Linked DNA regions of Homo sapiens: region 2 is linked to region 1. A link is an interaction called in ENCODE POLR2A ChIA-PET data of the cell type or tissue named here. Cell type or tissue: PC-9. All regions are shown on one strand.

Evidence for each region. ChIA-PET counts read pairs that join two places held together with the same protein. Peaks named below come from ENCODE experiments on the same cell type or tissue, not always from the same donor. Only the 100,000 strongest peaks of a DNase experiment are listed, where the experiment ranks them.
Region 2: POLR2A ChIA-PET joins it to region 1 with 15 read pairs; 1 of 35 experiments calls an interaction of 5 or more read pairs at or near these places.

What each region holds. Positions count from the first base shown.
Region 1 is chr2:28,183,166-28,188,165 of GRCh38, forward strand. All of the region lies in intron 7 of BABAM2 (BRISC and BRCA1 A complex member 2), which reads left to right. All of the region lies in intron 1 of LOC100505736 (a long non-coding RNA gene), which reads right to left. Among named protein-coding and RNA genes, the nearest start is that of BABAM2-AS2, 120 kb to the right of the region's middle. In PC-9, no CTCF peak of the experiment used is centred here; DNase peaks (open chromatin) are centred at 2,196 and 2,916; H3K27ac peaks cover 782 bases.
Region 2 is chr2:28,353,512-28,358,511 of GRCh38, forward strand. It overlaps LOC105374381 (a long non-coding RNA gene), which reads left to right. Exons shown (of 3, transcript XR_939873.3): 3 at 1-577. It overlaps LOC105374382 (a long non-coding RNA gene), which reads left to right and starts at 4,866. Exons shown (of 3, transcript XR_007086256.1): 1 at 4,866-5,000. In PC-9, no CTCF peak of the experiment used is centred here; a DNase peak (open chromatin) is centred at 2,770.

The DNA of each region.
Region 1 (5,000 bases):
TGGTGGCTCACACCTGTAATCCCAGCACTTTGGGAGGCCGAGTGGGGTGGATCACCTGAGGTCAGAAGTTCAAGACCAGCCTGGCCAACATGGTGAAACCCCATCTCTACTAAAAATACAAAAAAATTAGCTGGGCATGGTGGTGGGTGCCTGTAATCCCAGCTACTTGGGAGGCTGAGGCAGGAGAATTGCTTGAACCTGGGAGGCAGAGGTTGCAGTGAGCTGAGATCGTGCCATTGCACTCCAGCCTAGGCAACAGAGCAAGACTCTATCTCCAAAAAAAAATTTACAAAACATATTTCTTCCCTCAATGTAAATGAAGGTCATATAATAGTGAGGCCTGAAGTAAGCGAGCAATAGCTGCCCAGTGGGACAGATGATGGTGCCTGGGCTTACTTTACAAAAAACAACATTCTCCAGCTCAGCCACCTTATCATAGACTCCCCCATCACTGGTTCAGACAGCATCCAAACAGGCTCAGCAGGTGTTTGCTCCATTAGAATTCTTACATAGATTTTGCAGACACACTGTCAAACCAGCCACACAGAATTTTATGTTACTTTTGGATGAAGATCACACACACACACACACACACACACACACACACACGTACATTGACTCGTTTGTGAGAGCGGAGGGCAGACACCAGCATCTGTTAACCAAATGGTGGTATACAACATGCATGTCCTGTTTATGTTTGTGTATGTGCTTTTCCTTTCCATAGTTGTTTTTCGTCTCCTTTGGGTAGACCTAGCATCAGGGAGTCAGAGTGTTGTTATTTGCTCATAGAGACACACACAACTCTTTTCTTCATGCTTGTATTCACACAAAACTAACTCCTAGTTTGTTGAACAATGAAAGTTTGCATTTGGGCATAGGAGATAAGTACACACTTGCTCACATGGATCAGTAACACTTTGACTATTGTTAGCCTTCTTTTGAAAATAAAATAAATCTCTGGCTTACCGTGAAAACTTTACAGATCCAGGACCATTGTGGCATCAAGAACTAGGACTGCCTCCTATTGTTCAATTTTCCAGATGCATGTCTGTCTTTCTGTCTCTGTCTCTGTGTCTCTCTCTCTCCCTCCCTCCCTCCCTCTCTCTCTCTCTCTCTCTCTCCCCCCCTCCCTCTCTCCCTCTCTCTCTCTGTCTCTCTCTCTCCAGGTATTTTTTTTAAATACTTTAAGTTCTAGGGTACATGTGCACAAAGTGTAGGTTTGTTACATATGTATACATGTGCTGTGTTGGTGTGCTGCACCCATGAACTTGTCATTTACATTAGATATATCTCCTAATGCTATCCCTCCCCTCTCCCCCCACCCCATGACAGGCCCCGGTATGTGATGTTCCCCTTCCTGTGTCCAAGTGTTCTCATTGTTCAGTTCCCACCTACGAGTAAGAACATGCAGTGTTTGGTTTTTTGTCCTTGCGATAGTTTGCTGAGAATGATGGTTTCCATCCATGTCCCTACAAAGGACATGAACTCATCCTTTTCTATGGCTGCGTAGTATTCCATGGTGTATATGTGCCATATTTTCTTAATCCAGTCTATCATTGATGGACATTTGGATTGGTTCCAAGTCTTTGCTATTGTGAATAGTGCCACAATAAACATACATGTGCATGTGTCTTTATAGCAGCATGATTTATAATCCTTTCCCCAGGTAGTTTATGTAGGAACTATTTAATGTTAAATGAATCATTAGGTAAAGTGCGTATACTACTTCATGAGATGGCTTTAATTAAGTCACTTATTTTCTTAAGACTTTATCTTGATAATTTTTTTCTTGGTTCATAATGAAATGGAAAAGATTTGTGCCTTGACTATCCTGAAACTTTTATGTTACTCTCACAAGTTTACTGAAGCTGCAAAGAATAAATAAGGCTATTTAAACTATGGTGACTATAACCCATTTATATTGAGAAATAAGCCTTTCAAGAGGTTAAAAATAGCATAAAGGCAGGTACATAAGATGCTTGTCAGCTAAAAAGACCCACCCAATTTAAAGTAACATTAATATATTAAAACCCCATTTCTTATCTGAGCATATTTATAGCAGAACAAAACTCCAGAGATAAATTCATCTGCCTTCAGACAGCCGTACACCTGAACTCCAGGTGGATGTTTGTGTTTGGGTCTGTTTCTAGGTGGAATGATCTCATGTTCTCCCTTACCACAGAATTGTGCAACACTGATACACACCTGTGTTTTGATCTTTAAAATCTGTCGTGGTAACATCTCAAGTAATTTTAAATAGCTTCGTGGATGATCCAGATTGCACGTCTGCCAGAAACATCCTTGGGCACAGTTTTGGAGCTGACTTGGATTCCTGCAATACTAAACTCGAGTCATATTGAAAATATACTAGGCCTTGGGTTCTGTTCCTTTCACTGAGACTTTTATCTCGATGCATTTTTTTGTATAAGTAATCCCCTTGGCCAGCGTCAGTGCATGAGATCTTAATTATCATTAAAAGAGAGTGAGATGAAGTATTTAGAAACTAAAGCAAGTTACCTGGATCACCACATTTCTGTCATTGCACAAGTATTTGAAGAATTATTTTTTTTGCTCTTTTTTTTTTGAATTGCAGAAATTTATGAAAATTAGAGACATTGTTTAATCTTCTTGTGCCATGAGACTCCATCAGGCCATCTACAAAGACCACTGGGAGGCTAAGGATCACTTGAGCCCAGGAATCGTGCTCTTTTAAATATATCTTTTTCATAAAAGTTATTTTAAAATGTGGCAGTTTAAAATGCCTGCTGAAAGAGTTGATCTTACCTGTAAGATCACAGATTTCTTTCTTTAAAAGCTAGTGGATACCCAACTTGTAAAGCACCAAAGTAGGACTTAGTGTGGGAATGTTAAGGAATGAAGCAGAGTTGAAGACATGGCTTATTTCAAAACACAGTGACTCATGAATGCAAAGTAATGCATTTCTGTTATGTTTGCAGATTCATGGTTAATTCCGACCTTAGCTTAACCACCATATTTTCAGGGCAAACTGTTGATGTGGTAAATTTTTTTCTAATGTATTTATTTTATTCTAGTTATTATGGGTAATACCAAAAATATGTAAAAAGTAGAATAGTGTAATGAACCTTCGATACCCATCATCCCACTTCTATCTGTGGTTAGCCCTGTACCCCACTCACTTCACAGTCCCCATGTCCTTCACTGGATTGTTTCAAAGCAAATTCACAAGTATGTGGTATGAATTTTTGTCTTTATGGGAACATTTTAGAGGATGTTACACTTTAGAGGGTATCACCCACATGGAGAGCAAAAGAAAGATGAGAAGTACATTCTAAAGAAGGCTGGGTGTGGTGGCTCACCCCTATAATCCCAGCACTTTGGGAGGCTGAGGCAGGAGCATTGCTTGAGCCCAGGAGTTCAGGCAACAAAGCGAGACCCTGTCTCAAAAAAGACACAGAGACAGAGACAGAGAGAGACAGAGAGAGGGGAGAAAGAGAGAGAGTATGTGAGAGAGAGGGAAAGGAAAAGGAAAGAAAGAAGGAGAAAATGGAGAAGCGAAGCGAAGCAAGGCAAGGCAATTGAAACAGTAGTGAAGAAGAGTGGTAGTATATCCTGTTAGCCTGTACTATCTATTGTAACATCATGGATCACAAGGAATTCAACATTTTTTTTTTTTTTTGAGACAGAGTCTTGCTCTGTCGCCCAGGCTGGAGTGCAGTGGCATGATCTCGGCTCACTGCAAGCTCCGTCTCCCAGGTTCACGCCATTCTCCTACCTCAGCCTCCAGAGTAGCTGGGACTACAGGCACCCGCCAACAAGCCCGGCTAATTTTTTGTATTTTTAGTAGAGACGGGGTTTCACCGTGTTAGCTAGGATGGTCTCAATCTCCTGACCTCGTGATCTGTCCACCTCGGCCTCCCAAAGTACTGGGATTGCAGGCGTGAGCCACCGCGCCCAGCCGGAATTCAACATTTTTAATAATGGGGGCATAGGTTTTTGATTGTGCATGCTACTGCAACTATGGTATGTGAGTCTTGATTCCTATTTTCTATCTCTCATGAGCACCTCTGCAACTCAGCCTGAATCTTGCCTATGAAAGTGGCAGAAGTGAAGCTATTAAGCTCCTAGAGACCCATAGAGAAGGGCCACTAGAGCATCTTGAGGGCAGGAGCCATGTTGGTTTGGGTAGCACTATAGTGGCTTGCACAGTGCCTGGCACATATTTGTTGCATGAGTGGATTCTTATATCCACAGAACTGTGACTTGAGTGAGTGCAGGAGAAGTTGTATAGCTCTTTCCACATACAGTTCCCCCAACCAGAGTGCTGTAAAGACAAAGCAGAGTCCCAGGAACAGTTCATGGGATTCTTTGTGCTTTGAGTCTTTCAGTGTAAAATTTATATATCTATCTGAAATCTTAAAAAACTTGGTAATGCCCTCTGGCTTTTACCAAAAGAATTGAAACACACTCACATACACAATATAGTCATTACCATTCTCCTAAAACAGAACTTTGGAATTTTTTTTTTTTTTTTTTTTTTTGAGACGGAGTCTCTCTCCTGTGGCCCAGACTGGAGTGCAGTGGTACGATCTTGACTCACTGCAACCTCTGCCTCCTGGGTTCAAGCGATTATCCTGCCTCAGCTGCCCAAGTAGCTGGGATTACAGGGTCACACCACCACGCCCGGTTTATTTTTTGTTTTTAGTAGAGACTGAGTTTCACCATGTTGGTCAGACTGGTCTGGAACTCCTGACCTCAGGCGATCTGCCCACCTCGGCCTCCCAAAGTGCTGGGATTACAGGTGTGAGCCACTGCACCTGGACTGGAATTATTTTTTAAAGATGCTTTTCTATTACTTTTGTCATTTAAAAGGACTCAAGTATTTTTCCCCGGGCGCAGGCAGTAGATATATATGTATTCTTTGGGGTTGAACTCAAGTTTGAAATTTTAATCTGTAGACTAGGTAGCCTCTGAGGTATGTGCCACTGCATGATCCATACCACAATGCCCGCCTCGTTCAT
Region 2 (5,000 bases), 170 kb after region 1:
CACCATTATCACCCGGCTAATTTTTGTATTTTTAGTAGAGATGGGGTTTCACCATGTTAGCTAGGCTGGTCTTGAACTCCTGACCTCAAATGATCCACCCGCCTAGGCCTCCCAAAGTGCTGGGATTACAGGTGTGAGCCACCACGCCTGGCCTGAACTGGGTTTTATATGATATTAAGAAATTGTTGTACCATGGAATACTATGCAGCCATAAAAAGAATGAAATCATGTCCTTTGCAACAATATAGATAGAGCTAGAGGCCATAATCCCAAGCAACCTAATGCAAGAACAGAAAACCAAATACCACGTTCTCACTTATAAGTGGGAGCTAAATGTTAAATACACATGATCATAAAGATGGGAACAGTAGACACTGGGGATCACTGGACTGGGAAGGGAGGGAGGGGGGTGTGGGCTGAAGAATCACCTGTTGGGTACTATGCTTACGGTCTGGGCGACAGGGTCCCTGGGACCCCAAGCCTCAGTGTCATGCAATTTGCCCATGTAACAAATCTGCAGGTGTACCCTTTATAATAAAAATTGATTTTTTTTTTTTTCTGAGATGGAGTCTTGCTCTGTCACCCAGGCTGGAGTGCAGTGGCATGATCTCAGCTCACTGCAACTTCCACCTCTTGAGTTCAAGCAATTTTCCTGCCTCAGCCTCCCGAGTAGCTGGGATTACAGGCACGCGCCACCACGCCCAGCTAATTTTTGTGTATATATATATATTTAGTAGAGATGGGTTTTCACTATGTTGGCCAGGCTGGTCTCGAACTCCTGACCTCCAGTGATCCACACCCCCTCAGCCTCCCAAAGTGCTGGGATTCAGGTGTGAGCCACCGCGCATGGCCAAAAGTTGAAATTTTTTTAAAAAGAAATTGTTAACTTTATTAACATTTGCTAAGACTTGGCATTATAGTTATGTTAAAAAAAAAAACGAATCCCTCATTCTGTTGGACATAAAAACTAAAGTATTTATGGATAAAATAATATAGTGTCTGGCACTGTTATAAAATACCAAAATTTTTTTAAGTTAGCTAAGAAGTAAAGAAGGGCCAGTTGTGGTGGCTTACACCTGTAATCCCAGCATTTTGGGAGGCCGAGGCAGGAGGATTACTTGGGTTCAGGAATTCAAGACCAGCCAGGGCAACATATGGAGACCTCATCTCTACAAAAAATAAAAAAATTAGCCAAGCGTGGAGGCACACATCTTTAGTCCCAGTTACTCGGGAGGCTGAAGTGGGAGGATCGCTTGAGCCCAGAAGGTCAAGGTGGCAGTGAGCCATGATCATGCCACTGCACTCCAGCCTGGGCAACAGAGTGAGACTCTGTCTCAAAAAGAAAAAAGAAATAAAAAAGGTAAGATGACAATGAGCCTTGAAGCTGAGTGATGGGCTCTCAGGGCCATGATAGTCCCTTCTTCTTTTGTGTGTTTCAAGTTTTCATGGTTTTAGTTACAAGTGGAGACAGGAACACATGAGTTCCCAGAGCACCAAACTTGCAGGGTGGTTGGAGCAGAGAGGATGAGACCTCACTCGTTCCCACCTTGGAAGTCAATGGGATCAGGGATCCCTTGGAAGTTGAGGGATGAGAGCACGGGCCCAGGGGGCATCAGCCCGTGGCAAGTCGCTCAGCAGGTTGGGAGCCTCAGGCTTCCAGCTCAGGCCATGGCGCCCCAGGTTGTGCAAGACAGAACTCCCCACTGTCTAATCCTCACATCCAGTCACCGGTCCTGTTTATTCTCACCCCAAAATCTCTCTCAGATCCACCTACCTTGCCCCATTCCCTCTGCCCACACCCCCCTCCTTCAAGCTGCCATCATCTCTTGCCCTGCCCACTCCAGTAGCCCTGGCTGGAGGCCAGGCCACCCTTTTGTCCCCATCAGTTCTCCTTGCACTACCCACTCTGCATTAGTCCGTCCCAGGCCCTCATTTACAGGCGGGAACACTTAAAAATGGACACTTGGCTGGTTGCGAGCTTGGTGCTCGGGAGCTGATGAGAGGCACAGACCAGGCCCCCTTCTCGGACTCCCAGGCTGGGACATTGAAGCAGAGAGCTGTGTCTACGGATGGGTCTGCCTGGGCAACCAGCTCTCCAAGAGCAGAGCTTAAGCTGCAGTCCTGCCTGGATGCAGCAGACATGGCTGGCTGGCTGGCTTCCAGAAAGGTCAGGCTGGCTGTTGATGGCTGACCTCACCGTCCTGCCCAACTGGAGAGGTTACTGTGGCCACAGCTGCCACTGTAGATAAGGTTGCCTGGGGACTGCAGTAGCCCCATCTCTGGCTCCTGTGTCACTCAAGCTTGGCCTGTGAGTGGGCCCGGAGCAGGCCTCACCCAGCCCACTGAGGATGGCAATGGTGTCCTGGGGGCCTCGCATCTTCTAGGGTTCCAGAGCCGGGGATGGAACTGGGCTCTGGACAGCAGGATGGCAGGGAACAATGCCACCCACCCCCTCCAGAGCCTCCCAAATTAATGACCACAACAGGAGGGAGAGCAAGGAGAATTGTGAAGAACTGAGGAGGTGGTGGCTGGCCCAAGTCTGTATGATTGGAGAGGCATCCCTGTTGGTTCCTTCCATCTCCACACAGATGCTTAATGAAGAAAACGGCTTTTCGGTGCCTCCCAGCAGCCACACACAGCCTGGGCAGGCCCCACAGAGCAGCGAAGGCCCAGAGACTTGACTTTCCCAGGCCCCTCCCACCCAGAGCAGGGCCCACGAGGCAGCTTCTCAGTCACGAATCAGCCTGTGAGGCTGGCGCTGCGCCTGGGCCTCCTGCCAGGGGCGTGAGGAAGGGAGTGCTGGGTTCAGACACTGTCCCTGCCGCCTCTGGCTCAGGGCTCACTGCCTGTGGCCGTGCCTCTTCCCCACCTCCAAGTCACCTTGGGCCTGGCAGTCCAGCTCAGAGTCCTGTCCTGCCTTCACTCTGGAGCACCTAGCAGCCACTTCACTGAGGCTCAGCTCCTGAGGATGGAGGAGCAGAGGACAGGCTGCTGAGAGGAGAGGGTGGCTGGGGACTGGGGGCAGAGGGAGCTGCACAGGGCTCCGAGCAGGCAGCTGTGTCTACCTAGGAGTGACTCCTGGTGTCGATGGATGACTCGGGGATAGAGTCTGGGGTCTGGAGGCCCTGCAGCTGGCACAGCCTGTCCAGGAACAGTCTAGCTGAGCTCTGGGAGCCCAGGCCAAGGACAGAGCCGCCCTGCCTGGTTCCCTCCCAGGCTCTCCCAGAGACCACCCACGTGGGCCCTATCAGCTGGGATCATTCTCCAGCCCTCTGGCTCAACCCACAAACCCACTGGCTCCGAGCTGCCCAGGCCTCCCTCCCTGGAACGGCTAAGTCCCAACAGCTGACCCTGGCAGGCATCTGGGCCACAGGGAGAGATGGGAGAGAGTGGCTTCAAGTGGAGGAGGGTGGCACCACCCTGGATGGGCCTTTGACCCTGAGGACACAGACTTCTGAGTGGGGCCCAGGCCTGAACAGCGGGAAGGGAGGGTGGGCAGCAGACTATCACCTAGCACCAGCTTTGCTCTGGTCTGGCTTTGATCTCCCTCCCCAGGCCCTGGGCTCTGGCCCCATAGAACAGTTTGCTGCCCTCACACAGGCATCATGGCTCCTTCCCTTGAAACTGGGCTCAGGCCAGTCTGTGTCTTGGGAGTGCCCGTGCCTCCCCCTGCCAGTCTAGTTCCTGCCTGTCCTCAAGGTTCAGGCCCTTCACAGGGCCCTGGCTCCCAGCATCTCATGCTCTGCATGTGCACAGCACGTCTTTCTGGAAGGTGCATCCTTCTGCCTCAGGTCTGAGGCACAGTGCACGCTATGGACCACAGGTCCTACAGCCTGAGCATCCCAGAGTCCACTCCCAGCTCCGCCACTTCCTAGCTGGGCGATGATGGACAGGAAACTGAAGCTCAGTTGCTCATCTGTAGAATGGGAAAAATAATAGCCACTTCACAGGTTGTTTTTCTTATTGTTTTATTGGGCTTTTTTTTTTTTTTTTTTTTGAGATGGAGTCTCACTCTGTCACCCAGGCTGGAGTGCAGTGGCGCGATCTTGGCTCACTGCAACCTCCGCCTCCCAGGTTCAATCAATTCCCCTGCCTCAGCCTCCCAAGTAGCTGGGATTACAGGCACCTGCCACCATGCCCGGCTAATTTTTTGTAATTGAGTAGAGATAGAGTTTCACCATGTTGGCCAGGATGGTCTCGATCTCCTGACCTTGTGATCCAACTGACTCGGCCTCTCAAAGTGCTGGGATTACAGAGTGAGCCACCGTGCCCAGCTTTTTTTTTTTTTTTTTTTTTTTGAGACAGAGTTTTGCTCTTGGTGTGATCTCGGCTCACTGCAACCTCTGCCTTCCAGGTTCAAGTGATTCTCCTGCCTCATCTTCCAGAGTAGTTGGGATTACAGGCGCCCACCACCACACCCAGCTAATTTTTGTATTTTTAGTAGAGACAGGGTTTCACCATGTGGGCCAGGCTGGTTTCGAACTCCTGACCTCAAGTGATCCACCTGCCTTGGCCTCCCAAAGTGCTGAGATTACAGGCGTGAGCCACCGCACCCACCTCACAGGTTGTTTTTTAACAAGGATTAAAGTGGAAGAGGATTAAAATGAGACATCTGTGGGACCTGCTTAGGCTGGGGCTCAGGATGTGCAGTGATTATTCCGCACCGTGGTGATGGTGGCAGTGGTCATCGTTCCTATGGTGAGTCCTGAAAAGAGCGTTGATTTTCTGAAGACAGGAACATGTCTTCTGTCTCAGTCTTCTCTGCCCTCCCGCCCACTCCTACTCCCCCGCCCCGCCGACCCCGACCCCGCCCCAGTGCCCTGCAGAGGGAGCCTGCTGGGCATGGGTAGAGAGCCCATGAGAACCTGGTGCAGGTGGAAGGAAAGGGGACCCCACAGGGAAGGTAGAAGGGCCAGGGCTTTCCCCAGCAGTGGCCAGATCTGAACAGAGATGACTCTGTGTTGCTGTGGCCACTCCAGACCCCAGACCGCAGCCTGATA